4 separate regions of the Mus musculus genome follow, and all the other regions are linked to region 2. A link is a loop called in an ENCODE intact Hi-C map of the cell type or tissue named here. Cell type or tissue: heart. All regions are shown on one strand. Each heading gives the region's core, and the rest is flanking DNA. Links, peaks and the distances in the headings are about the cores only. Region 1 has its middle 24 kb from the start of Gm34952. Region 2 holds the start of Hmga2 (high mobility group AT-hook 2). Region 3 overlaps Hmga2 (high mobility group AT-hook 2). Region 4 overlaps Hmga2 (high mobility group AT-hook 2).

Region 1 (6,039 bases), core at 572-5,571, 75 kb after region 2:
CACAGCAGCCTTGAAAGCATTTTAGGTCATGTTTGAAACAGCCACTTCTGCTCCTGCAAAAACCATATTTCAGTAACAAACCAAAAACAGTTATTGCCGGGTGGTGGTGGAGCACGCCTTTAATTCCAGCACTTGGGAGGCAGAGACAGGCAGATTTCTGAGTTTGAGGCCAGCCTGGTCTACAGAGTGAGTTCCAGGACAGCCAGGGCTATACAGAGAAACCCTGTCTCGGAAAAAAAAAAAAAAAAAAAAAAAAAAAAAAAAAAAAACAACAAACCAAACCAAAACAAAACAAACCCAAAAACCTTATTGACAGTCTTACTTTTTAAATTAAATACTTATTATATTTACTCATGGTGGACATTAGGCTAGGCGTACCACTCACAGCCTTTGTGGGGATGTTAGAGGACAGATTCCAGAGCTTGGTCCTTTCTTTCCACCATGTACATCCTGGGGTGGGACTCAGGTCATCAAGCTTGGTGGCCAGCTTCTTCACCCACTGAACTACCTCACAGGCCACCAACTGATTTTAATAGTAACATGATACAATACTGTAAGTTTTGCTCGACCCCACACTTGATTCTAAGAGCTTTCTATGTGTTTTTGTATCTAAGTCTCCATATTTCCCCATAATTCTATTACCCACCTACAAATAAAGACATGGAAAACCTCCTGAAGTTAAATAACTGAATCGGACAGTTAGTAAGTCGCAAAGCCAGTAAGTTGCAGACACAGCTGTTGGGCTAGCTCTAGGGTGGAAACTCAATACAAAATGAATAAGGAAACAGTGTTTTGTCAGCAGGAGGCTCAATGGGGATGACACAAAAGTAAAGAAATAGGGTGAGGAGGGATGGGAAGACAGGGCAACATCAAGCTGAAAAGGCCCAGTGCTCCTGATCTTTAATATACATGACATGGTTGAAGGCTTTCAGCATAGAGTAGTGGGGAGGGGGTGGGGGCTGGAGGCAGGAGACAGGGGGCTGATGCTATATAGCAGGCAGGAATCCTTCGTGACCAAGCCTTAGAGTTTGGTATAGACTATAAACCAGAGGTAGTCTGAACTTTACAAATCTGTCCTACTTGAAAAGTGTTGGTTTGACATAGGGAGAGATTTCCTTTGCAGGAAATTAGGTGGCAATTTAGAAAATAGTCCAAAATGAACAGAAAACCATGAAAGGGCACACAGGTTTACCCCCATTGGGACATTCTACTGAACCATGGTGCTTTCAAAGATTGGAACTTGTGGTTACAAAATACTAAATTAAAACTGCGTATTTCACACCCCAAACTGAGCGGAGGCGACCGTCTTCTTAGTGCACCCAAGGAGCATATGGAGAGAAGGGCAAAAGATGAAGAAGACACATGACCATCCACCTCAGCAAATTCTACTTCTGGGAACAAAAACAAGGGGCACAATTTCATACGAAAGTCAGGAGCCCACCTTATAAGAGCTGTTATTACAGCGTTATTTATCTATTAGTGAATGGGATATGAGTACTAACTCATCGCTTGGAGACTTGTGTACTTACTCAGAGACAAAATAAAGACCAATATTGCCTCAGAAGAGATACGTAGAAATCCATTGCTAGATGAAATAAATGGTCTTGACTATCAACCTCTTACAGGGGTCTTTTTTGTTCAGGAATACTGTCATGAACTGCTCTTCACTGTTCTGTGTTGCTGCTAAAAATTAAATTTTCCTAAAAATGTAAACTTATAACTTCTGTTCATACTTTAAATGAGATATAATTCTAATAACTTATTTTGCTGTTTTATTTTGGTTTTTTGTTTGTTTTTTTGTTTTGTTTTGGGTTTTCTGTTTGTTTGTTTGTTTGTTTGTTTGTTTGTTTGTTTGTTTTAGACAGGGTCTCTCTAGTTTTGTTCTGGAACTCAATATGTAACCCAAACTAGCCTTAAACTCATGATCTGCCTGACTCTGGCTCCTAGTGGCTGGGATGAAAGGCACATAGCACCATGTCCAGCTGGGATGATCCTAAGTTAGTCTTTTCTCTTTTGCTGCAACAACAACAACACAACAAAATACCCCAGGCTGGGTATTTTATAGAGAAATAAGGGTTATTTGACTAAAAGTTATGAAAACTGAAATCCCAAGATCAGGCAACTTCTTTGGTTTGGGCTCTGAGGAGCCTTAAGCTCGTCACCTCATGGACGGCTGAAAGGAAACGCACGTGGGAGAGGGAGCAGTTATATGATGACATAGGAAGCTAGACAAGATCAGGACCACAACTCATCTCGTCAGAACTAACCAGGGTTCCACAAGAACCACCTTAACCTAGCAGGTTTTGAGACTGGTGTCCCAAAGACCTAATTACCTCCAGGTAGGGTCTGCGTACCCCCATCCACATTGGTACCGTAAGGCCCAGGCACCACTGGACGACAAATCCTGTGTAAGGCAGAGCAGTTGATGTCTTCCACCTTTGAGCAATTCCTGTCCAGTTTGCTCTCTTGCTCACAGCTCAGACTTTCATACCAGAAGATCACCAATGATTCCTCAGAGTGAGGAAACATTGTTAGGGTGGAGAAAGCTGTGAGCCTGAGTTGTTTAGTGGCAGTCTCAGGGCTTCTGTGTTCTCCCTTGTATGTATAATATGTATCTTAGTGCTGCCGACTAAGTTTAACCTATTCCTTTTAAAGGACTCGAAGTTATGCTGAGACACGCCCCCTCCCCGTAACCCCCCCTCCCCCATCTTTTCTTGGAGTGTTTTACCTACAGAAAACCACAGCCAATCAAAATGCTGAACTGTGGAGCACAGCCTTAATATTTTTAAGTGTGTGAAAAAGAATGTTTAGAGAGCCTCATGCAAAAAGCTGTTTCGCTTGAACTCAACATCTCCAAACACACAGCCACAGTTAGTTATGCACCGGGAACACACCATCACCCTCCCCGAAATCTCACACTGTAGTTGATTATAAGTATAAATCAATACATGTACCCCGCAGATCGATGGCGAAGAGCCTTAACGATTCCCGCAAAGCCGCCTTTATAGAGTGGAGGAGAATACACAGCTGACAGGGAACCGCTGGGTTATGGCGACCACCCAGGTGGTGCCAGAAGTTGGAAGTAACCCTCCTCCCCCCTGCCCTCCATCAACGCAGCTCAGAACGAATTGGCTTTTCAGGAATGCTGAGAGAAAAGGAAAAGCCGGCCAAATCTTCCCGGCAGAAGTAGTTCCGATCCGGGGATTAGAGTCTGTCAATTAGGGGTGTCCGAATGGGACGGAGGGAAGAAAGAAGGAAGTGCTGCTTAAGTGTCAGGGGAGACTCTTATTTATTTTTATTTTGATTTGATTTTATTTTATTTTTAGGAGGGGGAGCAAGCGCTGGGAACGATTTTTCTTATTCTGCTTGGAAAGGAGTCAGTCCTGATCCAGATTTCCTTCCGGAAGAAACGAATCAAGGACCTTGCTGGCGGAGGGTTGGGAATGGGGGTGGGGGACAACCCTAGGTGGCCCGAGCGTGGTACGGCCTTGTCAGAGGCTATTGTACGGCTAGACCCAAGGCCGTTTCGGTACCCACGCAGCCACTTGCAGGACCGAGCGTGTCTGGATGAGCCAACTGGCCTCCCTCCGCGCCGAGCGCCCCAGCCGTCTGCTCTGCGCACGGGGTCAGGGGGCCCGCGCCGGCAGGGGCGCCTTTGAAGTCTCGGCAGCAGACTGGGTGGGAGATGGATGACCTAGGAGGGACAGGGACGAAGGGGCCCAGCCTGGTTCCCACGATCCGCGGCTCGAGGGGCCACCGCGCAATGCGGGCCGTTGCTGGGGCAGAATGAGAATGAGAGCACGTGGGTGATCTCGGAAAATGCGCGCGCGGGGATATGATCCCTAAATGTGAGCCAGGAGATTTAGCGCATGACGAACCCTAGGGAACGCACAGAAGGCGGCCACCACCGGGAGGGAGGAGGCTGTGACTCTAGGTAGCCTCGGTGAGAGTGAAGGTGGTGTACGTAAGAGGACCCGGAGTAGGATGGAGAGTGTCCTACTGGTTAGGGGGTGGGGTAGGTGTACGTCAGGAGAGGGGACCCGGCAGCGTGCGGGCTCCATGCTGCTGTGCAGATCGGTGTAGCCGTGGGTGCAAGCAGAGAAAAGGCGACCCCGACAGAGGCACGGGGCCCCTGGCCTGGACCGCTGGGCGGCGTCTGCGGAGCATCTGAGCTCAGCCTCCGGGAGCGGGGTTGGAGGGACTAGTTGCAGAGCAGCGACGCCAATGAAGTTGGTAACTTTTTCCCAAAGAGGAAAAAGAAACCGCCAAACAAGGGTCCCCTAGAAGGGTGGGAGCAGTGGCCCAGTTGCCGATAGACTCCACCCCCTCCAGACTCCGCCCCCCTCAGACTGAGGGGCGCCCGGCCTGCAGCCAATGGGCAAATCTACGTTAGGCGTGACTTTGTGGTTCGACCTGAGCCAGGCATGGAGCTGGCTGGTTTCACCTAGTCCAGACTTTGGGTCTGGAGAGAGCTGAAGGTGCTGACTGGCAAGTCAGGGAGCCTGCATCCTCCCGTGGCTTCCTCCAGCCTTTTTGGACATAGATCATAATCTGCCCAGAGACATGTTAGGTAGAGATTACATGCTAAAGGTTCTCCTGAGAGAGAAGAAGCAGTGTTCTCTCTTGCCCTAACTTACTTCTCAAGAGCTCCTCATGTAAGTTTACAAACACATCTGTTCAAAACGGTCAAATATTTGTTGACCTAGAAGTGAAAGTGACACAGAAGGGAAGAGATTCGGGATCTTGGAGGGACAGGATGAGATGAACAAGAAAGGGTTCTGAAGGTCGCCTAAATCATAGCCCCCTTACATTGTGTTTTCCTCTTCATGTTCAGGATGTGATCTTGGGGTGCAAGGTAATTTGGATTCCCTAAGTTATGGTGGTGAGGAACAGAGTATCGAAATGAAGGAAGAGAATAACGGAACAAGTTGCAATAGTAAAAACAAAAAGATGTTTAAGCGGATACATGGTAGGGGGACATTCACAAAGTCACTTTCTGTGGTCTTCAGACTCAACTCACATCCTTGCGTTTGTTGTGCTAGAACGCAGATCTGGATCCTGAGGTAGCTGCAGGTAAAGGTGGGTTGCTGGAGGTAGTGGTAGCCCTAAGGGACCCACCTGCTGTAAGTGTGCTGTGCTGGTGGGTGGCACTCTTGTTTAAAGGTGAGCTTTTGTTTAAAGTTCTGGGTTTGAATCCAAGACCTGGTGTAAATGGCTCTGTGTGTGTGTGTGTCTCTCTGTCTCCCTCCCTCCCATCCTCTCTCCCCCTTCTTTTCTCCTCTCAATTTCCAAATTAGTTCACATTTTTTCTTCCCTCTCACCATGTCTACTAACTTCTAATCTCTGAACAAAGGGAAGCACTGGCCAGCTGACTTTATTTGTTGTATATAAAAGCAAACAGTTGCTCATCAGACAGTCTGTCTCAAAATAACTTTATTTGATGAAAAACGGTTGATTTGTAGCAGCAAATATATCTTTTTTTAAAAAATATTTATTTATTTATTATATGTAAGTACACTGTAGCTGTCTTCAGACACACCAGAAGAGGGCGTCAGATCTTATTACAGATGGTTGTGAGCCACCATGTGGTTGCTGGGAATTGAACTCGGGACCTTTGGAAGAGCAGTCAGTGCTCTTAACCTCTGAGCCATCTCTCCAGCCCCAGCAAATATATCTTATCAAAGACACTATTGTCATTGAGTGTACTGGTGCCATGGGATTGGCTCAATGGGTAAAGTGCTTGAAGAAAAAGAAGAGAAAAGGAAAGAAGAGAAGAGAAAGGAAAGGAAAGGAAAGGAAAGGAAAGGAAAAGAAAAGAAAAGAAAAGAAAAGAAAAGAAAAGAAAAGAAAAGAAAAGAAAAGAAAAGAAAAGAAAAGAAAAGAAAAGAAAAGAGCTGGGTATGGTTTGGCCTGGTTAGTAACCCCAGAACTGGAGGGGACAGTGATGGGAGGATTTGTTAGTTGCCAGCCAGGTTACCTGAAATGATGGAGCTCCAGGTTCCGTGAGAGACAGAATCTCAGGCACTAAGAGGAAGATAC
Region 2 (6,039 bases), core at 428-5,427:
TATTAACGTTTGACTTTATTGGGTGCTAGGCTAAGTAGCCAATACTCAGGCAATTAAGAAAAAGCGATAGATTTGCCGCGGACGCTGAACGTCTCTCCGGTGAATCATCTACTCTCGTTTCATTCAGATTGGGTGCTTAAACGAGACTAATTACAACTCCGGAGCGTTCTCCGTGGAAGTTCGCAAGCTAGAGAGCGGGGGAGGGGGAGAGCGGAGGGGGGTGCTTAGAAACTTCCATTGGACACCAGCGCCAGTGGGCACTTAGAGCAAACACATCGGAAACACATTTTTCTTTGTGAACTCGGCCTTCACTCAAAGGTAAAAACTCCCAGCCGCCTCCGGATCTCAATGCGTTTTCCTTTAGCCTTTGGGGGAGGGGTGCGATTAGTAGGATTCAGAAAACCTGGGTGGCTGGTGGGAAGCAAGGGGGTAGAGCGGAGACTTCCTGGGAGGTGTAAAACGGGATCCCAAAGCACTGTAAAGTGTCGCTAAGGGCAGAGCGGGAAATCTCGGCGGCCTCTAGATTAGTTTGTTTCCTTTGATGATTTCCCAAAAGGTACACTCCTTGTTTTTCTAAAACACACCAACAAACTTTCTTCGATTTCCCACCTAGCTCTACGGGGGCAATTTAGGACTATTTTCTAATCCGCCTATTGGCCCGAGGGAAGCGATTTAAAGCAAAAGAAAAAATGGGAAGTTTTTGGTTTTTTTTAAAGGCCGGGAAGGGAGTTTTACTGTTCTCAATAGACGCGTCCTTAGGCTTGGAAATTGCTGCGAACGTCCCAACCCCCTGCCCGCCCGCCCGCCCGCCCCCGGCCCTGGGCGCTGCGCACAACTCTGCAACAGCCGGCTTGCACTCTTAATTGGTTGCATCCGCAGACAAAACCCTCCATTCCGCGGGGTCCTGGGTGCCCCTCGACCGTCCCTTCCCAGCCCCCAGCCACTCGCCCAAGAGGAAGCTAAAACTTGGGCTGCTCAGAGGAGCGGGATCGAGGAGCCAAAGAGGGACCCGACTCCTGGCGGGGAAGCGACCCTGGCTACCGTGCACTTTCCTTCCAGAGCTCCCTGGGCGAAGCGCGTTTCCCGGGCCCGCGGGGGCCTGGGATCCTCCGGGATCCTTTCCCCGCCAGCCCCGGCGGCTGTAGCAGCTCGGCAGGCATTTAAATATCCTCGGGAGGAGCACCAGGCGGGCAGTCGGCTCCGCACGCGTTCTTTGTCGGGAGGGCGCGAGCCTTGGGCCATGGAGTGTGGGGAGGGCACCGAGGGGGCGGCCGCGGCGCATCAGCCTCCTACGGGAAGGCGGCCCCGAGAAGCCGGAGAAAGCCGCGGGTCTAAGAGCTTCGGACTCGCAGTCCTGCCCCTCCTGAACTCCCCAGTCCCCCCAGTCGCCAAAGCGGCTGACAAAGCGACGCTTTTATTCTTTGGGACCCCCGAGGCTCGATGCCCCCCCCCCGAGCCACGCCGCGCCGCTCCGGGGCTGCGCACAATAGCGAAAGTCCCTGTCCACGATTCGCGCGACCCCACCTCCACCGGGTGGCTACGGCTCGCCGCGGGACCCCAGCTCTTGGAGCCGGGGAGCGCGGGTACCCGGAGAGACTGCGCCGCGCACTCTCCAGGGGAACTCGGTCTCCCGCCCCACCTACACCCGGGTGGCAGGCGGGCTAGCTTGCGCTGCCGTAGCCGCTGCGCTCCCGCGCTCCGGTCGCCCGGCGTGTCGCGGGGCCCCGGGGGCAGAGGCGTCGCGGGTGGGCTGAGTGGCCCCTCCGCGTCGGCGTACTGACTTGCTGCTGCTTCCTGGGTCGGCCGCGTCCTCGCTTCTGTGGCACCGGGGCGGCAGGTTGTCCCTGGGCTGATGTGGACGGCTGCCCGGCGCCCTCACCGCGTGCGCTCATCCTGCCTCCCGCCGCCGCTACCACTGCCTCTACCGGTACCGCCGCTGCAGCCGCTCGGCCTCCGCCGCCCCGAATCCGCCCAGCACCTTTCGGGAGACGGGATGTAGAGAGCTGGAGAGGGCAAGAGCGGCGAGAGCAGGCGAGCTGGCGAGTGCGCCGGGGACTACTGCTGCTGCTTAGGCTGCCGCCGCTGCCACCATCAACACCGGACGTCCAGCGGCTGCCAAAAAGAGAGAGGGGAGGAGGAAGAGAGGAGGAGGAGAGGAGGAGGAGGAAAGGAGGAGGCGCTGCGGGCAGTGGGTGGCGGAGGTAGAGGTGGAGGTAGGGAGAGGAGGCGGGAAGCGAAGGAGAGGGAAGAGTTGGAGGCGGAGAGGGTTGCTCTCTCCGCAAAGGCTCGGGAGTTGCGGGTACTGGGACGCTCGGCAGCGGCTTGGAGAGGGAAGAGACTTGGAGTGAATTGTGTCCCTTGAAATGTTAGGCGGGGAAAGAATTCCGCCTCCTCTCCCCCACCCCAGAGGGAGAGAGAGGGAGGGGGGCGGGAAGGAGAGACAGAGACGCAGAGAGCCAGAGAGAGACACAGAGAAGAGGGACAGAGACAGAAACTCAGAGAGAGACAGAGACAAAGAGACAGAACGGGACAGAGATAGAGACTGACTAGTGCGGTCAGAAACCGAGGAGAGAGTGGAAGTTTCTGCCAGGATCCGGTAGGGCGCCCAGCTCAGCTCTAGCAAGGAACAGAGCAGTGGGTGGCACCGCGCCTCCTCGGGTGGCGGGGTCAGGCGGCGGCACTGCACAGATGCAGAGGGACAAGCTGCTGGCCTCTGCGCTCTGCACCCGGAGCCCAAGTTTTGCCCGTGCTGCAAGTTTTCAGAGTTCCTGCCCGGGATTCAAGAGGGATGAGTGTGTGCGTGCGTGTGCGTGTGTGTACACGCGCGCTCGCACTTGCGGAGGGGGTGGCGGGAACGGGGAGTGCCCACCTCTGATCGTGGGCGGATAAAGGGGAGGGGGCTGCAGGAGAAGCAAGAGGAGGGGGCAGGCCAGGCGGACAGCCGAGCCCAGGCGCCTGGCCGCGGGCCAGAGGCAGCGTTCGAAACACAACTGCCTCGAAGGCGGCGGCGCCCGGTTGCCACCCGGAGCCCCGGCTCACGTGCTCCCGCCAGCAGTGGGGTTAAAAAGACAGGGCCTAGGCTCTCCTGCCGGATCGCCGCTGGAGGCCACCCCTGAGCGGCTGTCCTAGGAAGGCGAAAGAAAATGACTATCTCAGAGTCACCCTGGAGAGCTTGGCTTCTACCTGTGCTTCCACCGAGGGTTGCCCGAAGTTTCCGGAAGCATTCAGGGTCAACCGCCGCTGTCTACTATTTCAGCCCCGGGAAAAGAGCGACCAAGGAGTCGGAGCGCCCCTTGCGACCCCCCCCCCCCCCCCGCTCCACTGAGAAATGCCCTCACCCCAGAGTGCACGGGCCGGCGCACAAACAAGCGTGCACAAAGATACACGGGCCCACGCGTGTGATCGCAGACAAGCTTGCACGAAAATTCATGTGTGCGCGCACACACACTTCACTGGCAAGCAGGCATGCAAACAAACCCGTGCTTAAGCACACACTACCAGACACACGATGGTGCCAGTAAGCACATTCGCAACAAAAGCACACACTTGCACACTATACACAGGAACACCGAGTGTGCCAGCTCCTTTATCGAGGTCCCCTCCCCCAGGACTGACTCCTGGAGCAGGCGCTGCACCCCCGTGCTGGGACGCCCATAACTCTATGGGATATTACCGATCACTTATCCTTCCACCGCACCAATTGCCTGAAGTTTGCCTTCATTTTAACCTTCTCCCTCAGAATTCCTTTCTGCCAAGTCCTAATTTTATAGCCTGGGCTGTTTCTAAGTTATGTGAACACCATCGTGGCCACAGTCAACTTTTTTGAAAGGCGTAAAACGTTCTAAAAGGCACCTCTTTCTCATCCTTGAATAACACAAATCTGAAAGGGGGAAGAAAGAAAATCTTAGGGTCAGATTTTCCCACATCGCACCCAAAATTGTGTTGGACTGACTCCAGAATAAAAATGTTCACCCAGTGAAGTTTTTTTTTTTTTTTCTTACAAAGATACGGAACACCGTGGAATAAAAACGCCTTCTTTACAGCCCTAACGCCGGGATCTAGGCTCTGCCAGGTTCCGTTGTACTTGAGGCACGTGTAAATGTCTGCTTGGGCGCGACTGTGCTGATTGGTCAGCGTTGCCGTTTTAAATCCGTTTCCAGCTGCCCTTTGCAGAGTTGGGACACTTCTCTGTACATAGAGTGCTCTGCAGGAACCGAGGGCTGGCGTTGAGTCTGGGAACGCTTAGCTCTGATGGAGAGGAAGAGACCCCCATACCTCCAGATGGAGCCCAGCAAATGAATACCGAGGGAGGGGTCTAACAGGAACCTAAGGTTTTGTCAGGGCTTGGCTGAAAGATGGTATCTTCATCAAAGGGACTGAAATTTCACATTCTCACGAGTGCACTGACATTTCCTAGCTGAGGAGTTTGCACATTTCCTCTGTGTGTGTGTGTGTGTGTGTGTGTGTGTGTGTGTGTGTGTGTGTGTGTGTGTGAGAGAGAGAGAGAGAGAGAGAGAGAGAGAGAGAGAGATTGTACATTTACTCTTTGATGCGTGCATTTTACACATGCGCATAATATGGGCTTCTGTTTTGATTCTTGTTTGATTGGCCAGAGGGACAGACTAAGTTCTAGGAAATGGATTTAAGCAAAAGTCACCCAGGATTTCAGTCAGCTAATTTTATGCTGAGAATCACATTATCTCCCTAGATTTGTATTTGTTTGTTTGTTTAAGGTACAAATGCTAGCAAGCATGAGATTCCAACCCCGGGTCGGGGTGGGTGGTGGCAGTGGAGAGCTTTGAACTGTTTTGTTGTTGTTGTTGTTGTTGTTGTTGTTGTTGTTGTGTGTATGTGCATGTGTGCTGGTTTTGGGTTTTTTGCTTGGTTGGTTGGTTGTGTCTTTTGGTTTTTGTTTTGTTTTTCACAATAACCTAGAATCTAAGAGAATCACATTTTTAAAAAGGGAAATCCAGCCAATTGTTTTCATTCCATTTTGTTCTCAGATTTGAGCTCTTTTGAGTTTATAGAAACCAGGATATAAACAAGTTTTTCCTTCCATTTTATCAAGTTAGCCTTATACATTGTTATTCTTTGATGCCTATAATCCTTTTAAGTTACTGTATAGTTTTGTTTTGGGTTTTTTTTTTTTCAGGCAAAGCATAAAACTTTGTTTTTATTTTTTAAATTATCAAGATTTTTATTATTGAGGTGCTATCTTTATATACCAGTCTTTTAATTAAGCTCAATGGCTATATTTTTTTTTGTCTTAAGGAAACATTTTTTTTTCTCACTCACATTTGAGAAGTTGAATCCCCAAATTTAGGTTTCTCAATCCTTTATTCACTTCCCTCTCTCTGTAGCATTCATTCCAGGTTGAGCTTTTCTGCGTGAAATCCCTTTCTCCTTCACCTGCTGTCAAATCGGGCATCAGCACCTTGGGTCACATCAACAAGTTTTCTACTGATCTGGGATGTGGGATTTAGACTGATGTTTAGCTCAGGCAAGCGCATTAGTGGTTGGTGAAACCCAATGAGAAGACTCAGAACTCGGTTTAAAAAAACAAATAAGATAATATAGAAAATTTGGGGCCAAGTACTTCTCATTTAATTCTGTGCACAAACATAATTGCTCTAAGATCTCCTGCCCCATGCTTTATAAATTTGGGTGCACCTGGGCAATGGTGGCACATGTCTTTGATCCTAACACTCAGAAGGCAGGCACAGGCAGATCTTCAAGGCCAGCCTGGTCTATAGAGCAAGCTCCAGGACAGCCAAGTCTACCGAGAAACCCTGTCTTGGGAGAATGTGGGGAGAAAAATAAAAGAAAAAGAAAAAGGAAAAAAAAAATTCGGTGCTGAGAATTCATAATGTCTGCTACGGTATATCAGGCAGAATCATTCTCATTTTAGTAAGACACTTGATACAAGGTATATCCTAAGTTTGCAGGCAGTGCTTGTTGATAGTGGGTCACAAGGAGACACTTTTTAACGCAACTGATCTGGGATGAATTTTAGCCCTAGCTTGACAACCTGTGTGACAT
Region 3 (6,039 bases), core at 601-5,600, 92 kb before region 2:
ATGGCTCCCTACTAAGGAAATTCATACATTTCTTGCCTTTAATCCCTTGTCCTGAGTGGTCTCTGTGCTCACCGCCTGATGCCGTTGGGACTGTGACCACCCACGATACTCAATTTTCACCCATGGTACATTGCTTCGCTACACGGAAGAAGTTATTTAGAACAGCTCATTTCGAGCCTGCTTATACATACAATGTTTATGCATATTTACATCAAGGCATGATTACTAGTCAGAGATCTCAATGCTGAGCATTTCTTGCCCAGCTGGAGAGAGCGCTACGTTCACAGCTCAAAACAATCCACGCCCCTAGTGCAGAATGAGATTGGCCGCAGAGACTCGGTCCAGCCACCTGACCCAGCCTGACACATTTTTGTCTTCTGTATGGAACACATTTTCAGAAAGGTTTCTATGTAATGTCTAAATCCTCTCATTGCCTGGAAGAAAATTTTTCTTCTCCAAAGCAAAAAAGCCAAACCTCTGTGGCCTGAAATGTCCAAACGTTGAGATAAAATAACATTTTCTTCTTTTTAACTTGATTCCCTCAGGTATTCTGTTATTGTAATAGAAAGCTAACACACTTTTTAGATATGATTTTATCTTTTATATATCTCTTTATCTTTTTTCTTATAAGTCAGTTCATGTGATGAAAGCTAACAAGAATTAAACCAAGATATAAGAACCTAGATAATGAGTTCTGATGAGTCTCAAGTAAATCAAAGAAAATGACTGTAGGCTTTTAGGAATACAAGGAGACCCCAACTCCAACTGACTAGCAAGGATATAAGTTTTTGAATATAGCCAGCGCCGTGATGATACACCTTCCACAGTGGTAAATTCTGGGAGTCAAAAGTTGCTCAGAGTCCGTCTTTCTACCCTGTTATCTTACGTCCCCCTCCCTTCTCCCCCTCCGTCCCTCCCTCTCAGAACCACAAGAGTGAGAGGTGTTGATTTAGTAATGAAATGTTCAGCCAAACAGTGGTTCCCAACCTTCCTAATGCTGCGGCCCTTTAATACGTTCCTCATGTTGTGGTGATGCCCCCAACCATAAAATTATTTTTGTTATTTCATAACTGTCATATTGCTACTGTTATGAATCCTAATATAAAGGTTTGATGTGCAGGGTATCTGACATGAAGCCCTCTGTGAATGAGTCATTTGACAGCCCCACCACCACCACCACCACCACCACCACCACCACCACCACCACAAAGGAGTCAAGACCCACTAAGCCAGAGGACGAAAACAAACAAGCAAGCAAGCAACACTAACACACTCTTCCTTCATGCTGAGCAAATTTCCCTGTCAGGTAACTGGACCAGTTCCAGCAAGTTAACCCATCCCCGATTCTTGGAAAAAGATCACTTTGTGTCACCAAACCAAATGACAATAAGGAAGGGAGACAGAGTGCCAATGGAGTTTGGCTTCAGTTAATTTGGCTTCCACTGTGCTGGCCTGCCCGTGGTGGCTGATGGGAACCCCTTCCTGGCTCTGAAATCAACTCGCACAGACTTTCCCTTGGATGTTGCCTTGCTCTGTCCGATGAGGCAGCAGCACAGTCCCTCTTTCTACAATGTACAGGCATTACCTGCTTTACCTTACGGTGAGATGGCTCTCCTGGCTCGTCTGAGCTATCCCTGGAAACTGCTGAGTGCATTCACTTGGTCACGGACTGAAGAGTGAAGGAAGCCATTCCTGACACCCAGTGAGTGACAGTGCCACTGCTGCCTAAATACTGGCTGTGACTCATTGTCCCCTTCAAGGAATCCCAGAGATGATGGGTAGTAAATAGATAAATAATGCTAGCCACACTCAATCTGACAGTGCCGCCAGGCTTTTCCTGGGAGCCAACCGGAGTTCTGCTCAGTTACACTGAAGAGCAGAACCCCAGGGCGCGCAGGGGCCCCTCCGAGAGGGCAATAACCGCTCTCTTTGTTTTAGGATGCTCTTCCGACTCCCTGTCAGTTCCGCCAGGAGGATCCCAACTATATGAACAAGCTGTCTGTTGAAATGAGATGCTTGTCTCCCTACAGATGCAGTGGTGTAAAGTCCTTGGCTCTAGATAACACGCTTTGGTATGTCTGGGCTTGCTGCCACCTATGTGTATGCACCTCTGATCTTGGGAGGGAATGTCACTGCTGTAACATTTTTTTTTTAAATAAATTTGCTCTTTCAGGATGTGGAAGCCAGTCAGTCAGGTGGAGCTATTACAAGGCAGCCTTTTTGGGCCTTGGGGTGGGGGAGGGATTCCCTCCAAGAAATTTAATATAGTTTGGAGGTTACAGTCTCCTGGTACCTGGGGAGTTCTGCCAGGAAAGGACTTTCAAGATAGCGTTATAAGATACGGTTTGGGAATAAGATAGACCAAAACTGGGGTCTGGGACTCACTCTACGCAAGGAGTTGCATGACTTCTTAAGCAGTTTAAATGTCACTTTCCTCATCGGTGTAACATGGATGCCTCGCTGAATTGTTGGGGGTAACTAAATTAGAAGTCACTAAAGTGCACAGAGCAACTGCGGGCGGTAGGAATGTAATAAACACCACTTAATAGCACTGGGGTGGGCTGCGCTGGTAGCAGCAGTGGCAGCAGGGGCAGCAATAGTGTTTATGATTTCATTGTTCAATATCAAAGACCTTGGTGGCACCCTTGGGAGCGATCACAGGCCTCTGCACTATGCACTTGTGGTGCACACGGTCCTGTAGTTTGCCGGTCTGTCACTGGAGTCTTGTCATTGTGGTGGCCTTGAAGATTCTGGCTTCCAGCCTTCCAGGAATATCCTTGGCCACCAAAACAAGAGTGTTTCGTGTGCTTTGTTCAGCTCCGCCCCCAAGCCCCACACAAGACAATGGAAGTTTCCTTTGTATCGTGTGATTTAAAGTTCACAGGCACACAGTTCACAGAGATGTTATCTAGACTGACTTCCTTCATCCACCACTAGCATGGCTATTTTAAGTACCTGATTAGTGGATAGAGCTGCCCTCCCCAACCGATCTTAAGAATGGGGGGAATCATGAATGGAGTATGCACGCACGCATAACACACACACACACACACAGACAGACAGAGAGACGGCCCTTGCATTCACAGTTGTCACAGGAATCATGGTTAATAGTGGCTTACAAACTACCTCTGACCCATGGGTTCTGTTTACCCATGGATCTAGTCAGTAAACATTGAAGTAGTATGTACTGGGCATGGATGAGAATTCCTTAAAGCTTTTTCCTAGTATTGCTGTAATATGACACTGCATTAAGAAGGTAGCCCCTTAGTACTCAGTGGCTGCCTGCAAGGCTCAGCTTTAAGTCTTTCCTGTTCTCCTACCTGTGAGGCTCTGGGGAGGGGGAGGGAGGGGTGTTTCTGGGAAAGAGAGGCAGTCTTTAAAGGCTCTGGGGAGGGGGAGGGAGGGGTGTTTCTGGGAAAGAGAGGCAGTCTTTAAAGGCTCTGGGGAGGGGGAGGGAGGGGTGTTTCTGGGAAAGAGAGGCAGTCTTTAAAATGTACCACTGTAGGGAATTTCTTTAGAAAGAAGCTTGCAGTTTATTGCATTTGTGGATGGAGAGATGGCTCAGCCCTCAGGAGCACTTATTGCTCCTGCAGGGGGCCTGGGTTCAGTTCCCAGTACCCCCACCAGGGCAGCTCACAACTGCCTATAACTCCAGTCCTAGGGGAGTGGACACCTTCTTCTGTGTTGCTTTCTGCTGGGATTCCTGTAAAGGGAACAGCTCTTTCCCCCAGTCTGCTCTGCAGTGCCCTTAAGTCCTTCAGAGAACAGCTAGTTGCTTAGTTGCCTCAGAGTGGCTGGGTCTCTCTCCTGACACCTGTATGGCTTTCTCGGGCTCCTTCAGGAGTCAGCTAAGAGGGTACAAGTTAGTCCTGTGACAACTGCCAGGCTGCAGGGTAGGGTGTACATTTCCCAGTCCTTCGCCCGATATGTAGATCACATTCACTTACAAAGCTCCGAAGCGCTCCCCAGTTTTGCTCAGCATGCATCTGTGCACGCTGCATGGCACTGGGGAAAACGGGGGCATGACGAAGCATGATTTGGTAAAAATTATAGGGGCCAGGGTTCTTCTGAAGGCACGTCTTGCATTCTCCGGTTATGGCCACCACATATTAGATAGTAAAACACAGGAGTGTAAATGTGCCGGTGGGCTGCATGGAACAAACCATTCGGTGGCATGCGCTCCAGTAGTTCTCTAATGAGAAGCCAAAACATCAAAGGATAAGAAAGATGCTAACACTAGTAAACAATGTGACCATTATTATAATGAGGAGAAAGGACTGAGCACAGGAAATGGCCACCAGACTCCTGCAATGCTTGTTTTACCCTCTCTGTGACTTTTGAATGCTCAGAAAGCCACCACTGTTGAGAAGCTGTAGCCCGCTTATTTGGCTGTGTGGGGTAGCAGATCGCCCAGAACGCTCACTTATCTAAATCAGGATTGAAAATGCTCATAGCACCTTCTCTTTAGGAGATGTGAGGATTCTCTTCTCTCGGAAGGAGTGCCGTGAACATATAGGTAATTTTAGAAACCATGTGTGAGAGAAGAATTTAGGCAGCTGACAGATACTTTGAAACCATCCAGGAATAACAGTGCAGCTCAGATGGATGTTGGAAAAGAGATACTTAGAAACCATCTCGGAACGAAGAGGCTGCTCAGATGGATGTTAGAAAAGAGGCTGAAGGATGGACGTGGTGGTTGATCCCCAGGGTCAGCTGGACTGGAGCTAGCATCACCAGGGAAACGTACTTCTAGGTGTGTCTGTGAGGGTATCTCCAGAAACCTATAATGGGGAGGAGGAGTACTCTCAAAGTGGGTGGGCACCATTCTCTGGGCTAAGGTCCTTGGCTATTCAGAAGGAGGAAGAGAATAGGAGGACCTCTCCTTCCATCTCTCGGTAGCAGTCAAGACAGTTCTCCTTCATGGGCCCTAAGCTGTTCCTTTCGCTTGAGAACCTGGACCCCCAAAGACAAATTTCTACCGAGAGATCAAGAAACAGTTAAGGAACGAGGCTAATTAACGCAATATTTAATTAGCCGAGCCAAGGGCCAGAGACTCAGACAAAGCTCAGTGTCTTGGATTTGTTAAGCATTTTAGTCTGCTACTGACGGTGTCAATCTTCTCCCATCAGCTAATAGGTCCCACATTCAAAATTGTAGAGGGGATGGAAAACTGTAGATGTTTAATTGGCAATTTGTATGCTAAAAACGCTGTGAGCATTTGGACACACTTGGGGATATATGGAGACCTCCCTGCCCACAAACACGTATATTCATAGACACATAGCTATAAACTCAGTTAGCTCCTGGCTCCCGTTCTTGTAGCCCTTGATAAACAGGGGGGTTATAATCATATAAAAGGTCTTTATAGGAGTGAAACTCTTTCAACATTGGATTGCTTTATATAGTTGGGAGACGGCGGTTTAGGAGGAAATAAAGAAGGAAATTCCAAAACGTGAATGGTATTTAAACCTCTTAAATTTTTTTTTTCCTTCAAAGGAAGAGAAAAAAAAAAAAAAAAAGAACAAAATTATGTTTTCCTATCCAGCGCAACGGTATGCAGAAGGACCATGGGCAAAACAGTAACTTTGCAAAGAATAAATAGAAGAACTCAGTGCCTCTCACCCCTTTCATGGAACATGTGGGTAAAAAAAAAAAAAAAAAAAAAGGAAAATGCAGTAACTATAAAACAACCTTTCTTTGATGCTGAACAAAAAGCAAGCTTGAAAATTTTAGGGCTACTGTGCAAGTGAGTGAAAAATACAGATGTCTTTCCCTCCAGTGCAGCTCCAGTCTGCCATCTTAGCGGCCCCATGCCTAACTCTGTATGCAGATGGTAAATATCCAAACACCCAGTTAACAGCAAAGCTCAGCAGTAAACCTTAAAAAATATACCTTTTCCCTTCTTTTTTTTTTCAAAGTCTCAAATAATTAGGGCGCTCCCTTGTTCAATATCATCATTCTCGCCCTCCCCAAGTTACAAAATTCAAGGTGATACATAAGAAAACTTAGGTCATCTTTGTAAAAAATTAAGATACTGAT
Region 4 (6,039 bases), core at 383-5,382, 100 kb before region 2:
ATTTTGTACATTACTGATGCTTCTTTGACACCAAAGACCCTGATGGTTTCCTGTTGTTCACGGATTTGTTTATCTGCACACAAACATGGCCGCCCTGCAAGTGGACTCTGGCACTAGAAGTCGGCATAGCAAGTGCCTTTACCGGCTGAATTAGTTCACTGGCCTTGTCTGGAGTTTGTAATAATATAATCTCAGACTATCTCTATCTATCTATCTATCTATCTATCTATCTATCTATCTATCTATCTATACATACACACACACACACGCACACATACATACATATATATAATTCCTGGTTCTGAAGGATACAACAAATGTTCAATGCTTTTTCGACATTGTCATAATCAGAATAAGAAAATGCCAATTAAAGGCTTGGAAACCTTTCTCCATATGTATTTTGCTTGAGTTTTTTTTTTTTTTTGAGAATAATCACAAGGGGGCGTGTCTTACCTGAGCAGGCTTCTTCTGAACGACTTGTTGTGGCTGAGGGAGAAACAAACAAAAGAAGTGGTGTTAGTTTGCAGGGAGACCCAGGGAGGGAAGAACCTGAGTGTTCAGTGAGTTCATTCAGTGTGGCTGGGGACCTGCAAAGCAAGGAGAAAACTGAACACCCCGGAAGTTCATCTAAGTTAGAGAGCCTCCACATGTGGAGGAATGACAGAATAGGGTTAGTACTCATATCGGAATAGGCTTGCTATAGGAATAACTTGGTTTTAAGTCTGCTATCATAGAACTGGAAGAGTTGGAAGACTCTTTACCAAGATAAAGCTTACAAACCACGAAATTCACTCATTTGAAGTCAGTGAATTGAGAGGAATCTTTATTACGCAACTGGTGCATAATTAGCGCCGCAACCTAATTTGAGAACATTTTTAAATTTCCATAAAAGAAACTTTGTATCTATTTGTAGCCACTCCCCATGGCTCTCCACTTTCCTAGTCAACCTCCTGAGCTTAATTTAGCATCAGTCTGCCTTCTGTTACCTAAATTGCCTTGTTTCAGACATTTCATAGTGGAAGAATCATGCAACAGGTGCTTTTGTGTCTGTCTGTCTGTCTGTCTCTCTCTCTCTCTCTCTCTCTCTCTCTCTCTGTTTCCAGGTGAGGAGGGAAAGTCATATGGTAATATTTGAGATATTTGGATTTACAATCACCATGGAAACACACCCCTGGGTGTGTGTGTGTGTCTGTGAAAATGTTTCCGGAAAAGTTTTAGCCAGAGAGAAGACCCGCCCTCGAAGTTGTCACAGCAGCATCCCACTGTCTGTGTTCCAGACTGAAGTACGGAAGCTGAGCAACCACGCTCACCTCTCTGCGCCTCCAAACAGAGAGAGTAAAGCGGCCAGCTGCCTCGGGCTCCTGCCGCCCTCGTTTCCCCAGCCACTACGGAACTGTGTGTCCTTGAACCGTACGCCCACCTACATCCTTTCTGCCTTAATCTGTCAACCCTTTTGTAACAACTCCTATGACGTCAACAGTTAACTGGTTTGTATGGCAAGCAGTACTCCCCCATGTTACTTATCTGGATGCTCATTGGTTGGTGTCTACTTGGGCTGTTTCCACCTCTTGGCTACTGAGAGCATCTCCTGTGAGCTTTCATGGACATATTCCACCACGGTAGGCTTTCATTCATTGTGGGTCACCTAGGAGCGGTGTTGCTGAGTGGTAATGGCAATGCTCCACCCCCACCCGACTTGAGCAGTGGCCGGATGGCTTTCCAAAGCAGGCACACTATTTTATAGACCCACCACTGGTGCGGGAGAGAGTGTTCTAATCTTTTCCCCACGGATGTGCCAGCGCTTGTTAATCGTCTGTCGTTTTTTAAGTCTTGACTTCCAACCGGGTGGAAAGTTAAATGCCAATTTGAATTCCCCTCCTCACTAATTACACGAAACATCTTTCAAGTGCTTACTAAGTAGTCATCCATTCAAATGATTTGCTCATTAAAAAACAAGATGAAACAAAAAAAAAATTTTTTTTTCCAACATTGAGGCCTCTGCTGGCTACATTTTTGTCAATTTGACGCAGGTTAGGGTCATTTGAGAGGCAGAAACCTCATCTGAAAAAAATGCCTCCGTAAGATCAGGCTGTATGCAAGTCTGTTAAGCTTTTTCTTAATTAGTGATTGTTGGGGGAGAGCCTAGACCATTGTGGGTGGTGCCATCCTGGGCTGGTGGACCTGGGGTCTATAAGAAAGCAGGCTGAGCAAACCATGGGGAGCAAGCCAGTAAGCAGAGCCCTCTATGCCCTCTGCGTCAGCTCCTGCCTCCAGGTTCCTGCCTTGTATGAGTTCCTGTCCTGATTTCTTTCAGGGATGAACAGTGCTGTGGAAGTGTAAGCTGAATAAAAATCCCTCCCCGCCCCCGCCCCCCCACCAAGCTTGTTTTTGATCATGGTGTTTCATCACAGCAATAGAAACCCTGACTAAAAGACCTAGGGGTCCTTCTGCTGCTTTGGATATAGTCCTTTCTCAGATCTATAGTTTATTTTCATATCTATATCCATAATATCTATTTCCCCTTTTGAGTGAAACTTCTGAGATCTCTCTGCAGCCTGAATTAATTTTCCAATCAAGCTCCAGAAATTACTGTTATTCTTCAGTGAGACAAAAGACAGATCTGAAGTCCCAGACCTTTGCTAACTCACTTCCTGACAGCAGGGTTGTGTCTGATTATAAGCCCTGTTAATTCCATTTACACATTCCTGAAGTTTGCAAGTATAACCGAGCCACCTTTGACTTAGAGATTCAAGCCAAAGAGATGAAATTGCTCCAGTCCTTCAGAGACACGGGAGGTGGGTTAAACTCACTGTGTTCGGAATACAGAATGTCTGTAAGGGAGTGATGTTTTTCTTGGATCTTGAAATCATTATATAAAATTAGCAGAGTATTTTTTTTAAAAGATGGATGAGATTTTAAAAAGAGATATTTTCACTGTTAAAAAAAAAAAAGTCTGCCTCATGACTTTAATTCACAGCAGAGATAACAGCATCAAAGCCCAGGTTTTGAGATGTTTCCTTTTTTCCCTAGGCTGACTTGAACCCAGGAAGCACAGTGCGCTTCACGCCTCTTAGGAGTCAGAAGTGTGTGCCGAGAGAGTGCTCATTTTCAAAGGGTCGCTTTTAAGTCGAGACGGCCTTTCTTCCTCTTTTCCCCTGCCACTTACACCTGTACTTCTCCTCCCAGACCGTTTCGAATGCACACACATTCTCGAAGGCTGTCTGGCTCCGACCGCTCGTCAGCCCCCTCCTTTTTTGGCTAAGGAGCTCCATTCATGCGAGTCCTGAACAGCGCGTCTCAATGAAACTCCGAGAGGGCTGCCAGCTCGCCCAATTTTCCATGAATTAGGTCCTGACACTTCAGTGAGGAGAAAGACAATCTCTGAACTTTTGCCAGCCTTGGCTCCCAGCCTAGTTCATGTCACAGACCTTCTCCCGGCTACACTTAGACACAGCACTTCTTACTTCTCAGGCCACCAAACAAACAGACCCTTGAATGCCTTCAACGCGGGTTGCGGTTAAGGCCGCTGGGATGTTTTCCCAGCCGTTGGCACCCATTTGCTCCAGACTGTGCCCAGAAAGTTTTGTTGTTGCTGCTGCTGCTGTTCTTCTTCTTGTTATTTTGTTTTGTTTTTAGTTTTATGAATGGCTCTGGTCAGGAAAAACAGACCAAATCATAATATGACCGCCATTCATAAAAACAGAAAGGAAGTAAACTGCCAGCTGGATGCTTTCTGGGCAACAAATCGCGCCCACTTCTTTCTTATCTGCCTTGGAGCATCACTTAGCTCAGAGCTAAGTGTTGAGACAGGGAAGCAGACACACACTGGCCACTCCATCTTCCTCAGGACTGAGTGATAACTCTGCTTATTAATCTCTAGAGTGGATAGCTTTATGTTTTCATAAATCTTGATAAATATATAATATGCTGTACACACACACACACACACACACACACACACATCCTACAGAGAGGTAAAAATCCTTTATCCCTTGTCAAGGAAGGTATACTCCTCGTTGTTTTTATTTTCTCACCAGGAAACTAAGGCATAGAAACTTTAATCTCCCTGAGTTTATTTCTGAAACGGAAACAAACTGAACCCATTCATTCTCTCTCCTGAGGAAACCCCTTCACGTCCACAGACTAGACAAAGCAGTCTAGTCCAGGGCCAGCCCCAACGGAACAGCTGTGCTTTCTGGCCTACTTGGGGGTGGGGTTCACTGTGGGGGCCAAGCCCTGCTAGGTCAGCTCTTTCTTAGGGGCCGATGCCAATAGTCAATGATGCCAATAGTCAGTAGGAGCTGTCGAGGCCCAGGTAGACCAGTTCCCTCAGAATCTTCTCCTTCTAACAGTGGGAGATCTCATAATGATTGTTTTCCTGAAGAGGCAGCAACCTGTTTCAACTCCAATGGTTCTGTTTCTACTGAGTGTGTGCACACAGCAGGCTTGCTCAGTGCGGGCAGCTGGCTGGTCTTCAGCCTCTCCCTGCATGGAGAATTCACCACAAGAGACTGAAAGAACTTATTTGGGTTCCCTTCATTTAAACTTCTTGCATGTGAAGTCTAGATGCATGGGTATGTGTGGCATATATATGTTCACTGGTATGTGCACATAGAGTCTGGATGCATGTGTGTGTGCACATACACGTGGAGTCTATGTTCATCTGTGTGTGCACATCCATGTGTGTGTGCGCACATGGAGTCTAGATGCATGTGTATGTGTCGAGACACAGTTGTATCTGTGTTCACCTGTGTGTGTGTGTGTGTGCACATGCACATGTGTGTGTGCACGTGGAGTCTAGATGCCAGCGTCGGGTGTCTTCTTCCTCAGTAGTTCTCTGTCTAAATAGAGTTTTTTACACTTACATATTTTATGTCTGCATTCATTCACAGAGGCTCATGTATGGCTGCCATCACATAGATAGGAGTCCAGAGGACAACCTGTGGGGATTGGTTCTCTTTTACCATGTGGGTTCCATGGGACTCGGACTGTCCATCTTGACAGCAAGTAGCCTTTATTCACCAGCTACATGCATTGCCAGCCCTCTTTCTGAGACAGGGACTTTCAGTCAGCTTGGAGCTCACTTATTTGGCTGGGCTGGCTGATCGGCCCATTCCAGGAATCCATCCATCTCTGCCTGCCCAGCGAGGAGTTAGGGTCGTGAGCCAACATACCTGGCTTCTATGTGATGCTACTGGCCCTGAAGCTGGGACCTACCTAAGCTTGTGCTTCAGTTGCCTTATTCACCAACCCATCTCCCTGGACTCCACTCCAAACTTCTAAAATTCAGCTCATGAAGAAAATAACCTTCACCATCGCCACCAAGAGCAGCATCGAGAAACTTAGAAGAAATGCTTTGTATTAATGGGACATGATCCTATCAAGACAAGGAGGAACCTCTCTAACCTTCAGTGTACTGCTGCACAGGTTAGCTTATCCAAGGCTAGGTCAACCTGAACTCAAAGCAAATCACTGTCTTAACGTCCATATGAACAGCTTGGGGTCTGAAGCCCATGACACTGTAGAGCAGATATGAAAAAGGAAATAGCATATTTTGGGGATTCTGAGAGCCATGAAGCAATAGGGCAAAGTAATTACACCCACACCCCCACCCACACCCACACCCCGTGACACAGGGTCTCACTATATACCTTTGGTTGGCCTGGAACTTGCTACGAACACCAGGCTGGTCTTAAACTCAAGAGATCTGCCTGCCCCTACCTCTCAAGTGTTGGGATTAAAAGCAGACACCACCACACCTGGCATATGTACGGTATTTATGAGAGGAAATAGTGTGGTTATTTTCATTATATTTTACTTTCCATAAAAGATACAGAGTCAATTCTTGCTTCATTGACCAAAAACATTGTTTCCGGTCTTACACTGAATCATGTAACATTTTATATTATTTACCTATTTTTCTAGGGTTTTTTGGGGGGTGGGTGGGTGGGGTGATGACAGGGTCTTATGTAGTCCAGGATGGCCTCAAATTCACTGTGTAGCTGAGGCAGGTTTTGAATTCTACCATGATAATGGGCG

The links. A loop is a pair of places that touch in the nucleus more often than their neighbours do. Peaks named below come from ENCODE experiments on the same cell type or tissue, not always from the same donor. Only the 100,000 strongest peaks of a DNase experiment are listed, where the experiment ranks them.
Region 1: it touches region 2 in a loop (2.0-fold over the local background); 6 of 42 quality-filtered maps call a loop at or near these places.
Region 3: a loop joins it to region 2, with 2.5 times the contacts of the local background. A loop is called at or near these places in 4 of 42 quality-filtered maps.
Region 4: it touches region 2 in a loop (2.5-fold over the local background); 3 of 42 quality-filtered maps call a loop at or near these places.

What each region holds. Positions count from the first base shown.
Region 1 is chr10:120,548,968-120,555,006 of GRCm38, forward strand. No RefSeq gene overlaps it. Among named protein-coding and RNA genes, the nearest start is that of Gm34952, 24 kb to the left of the region's middle. RefSeq lists an enhancer at 2,991-4,630. In heart, for the core only: no CTCF peak of the experiment used is centred there; no DNase peak of the experiment used is centred there; H3K4me3 peaks cover 2,354 bases; H3K27ac peaks cover 2,735 bases.
Region 2 is chr10:120,474,172-120,480,210 of GRCm38, forward strand. It overlaps Hmga2 (high mobility group AT-hook 2), which reads right to left and starts at 2,298. Exons shown (of 5, transcript NM_010441.3): 1 at 1,782-2,298. The coding sequence starts at 1,892. In heart, for the core only: a CTCF peak has its summit at 3,106; no DNase peak of the experiment used is centred there; H3K4me3 peaks cover 4,414 bases; H3K27ac peaks cover 4,424 bases.
Region 3 is chr10:120,382,155-120,388,193 of GRCm38, forward strand. All of the region lies in intron 3 of Hmga2 (high mobility group AT-hook 2), which reads right to left. It overlaps 1700006J14Rik (a long non-coding RNA gene), which reads left to right. Exons shown (of 7, transcript XR_003948966.1): 4 at 1-1,306; 5 at 1,579-1,702; 6 at 1,939-2,072; 7 at 4,583-4,754. Among named protein-coding and RNA genes, the nearest start is that of 9230105E05Rik, 4.3 kb to the right of the region's middle. In heart, for the core only: no CTCF peak of the experiment used is centred there; a DNase peak (open chromatin) is centred at 2,827; H3K4me3 peaks cover 442 bases; H3K27ac peaks cover 2,720 bases.
Region 4 is chr10:120,374,215-120,380,253 of GRCm38, forward strand. It overlaps Hmga2 (high mobility group AT-hook 2), which reads right to left. Exons shown (of 5, transcript NM_010441.3): 4 at 454-486. The region is part of intron 3 of 1700006J14Rik (a long non-coding RNA gene); the gene reads left to right. Among named protein-coding and RNA genes, the nearest start is that of 9230105E05Rik, 12 kb to the right of the region's middle. In heart, for the core only: no CTCF peak of the experiment used is centred there; a DNase peak (open chromatin) is centred at 3,377; H3K4me3 peaks cover 396 bases; H3K27ac peaks cover 983 bases.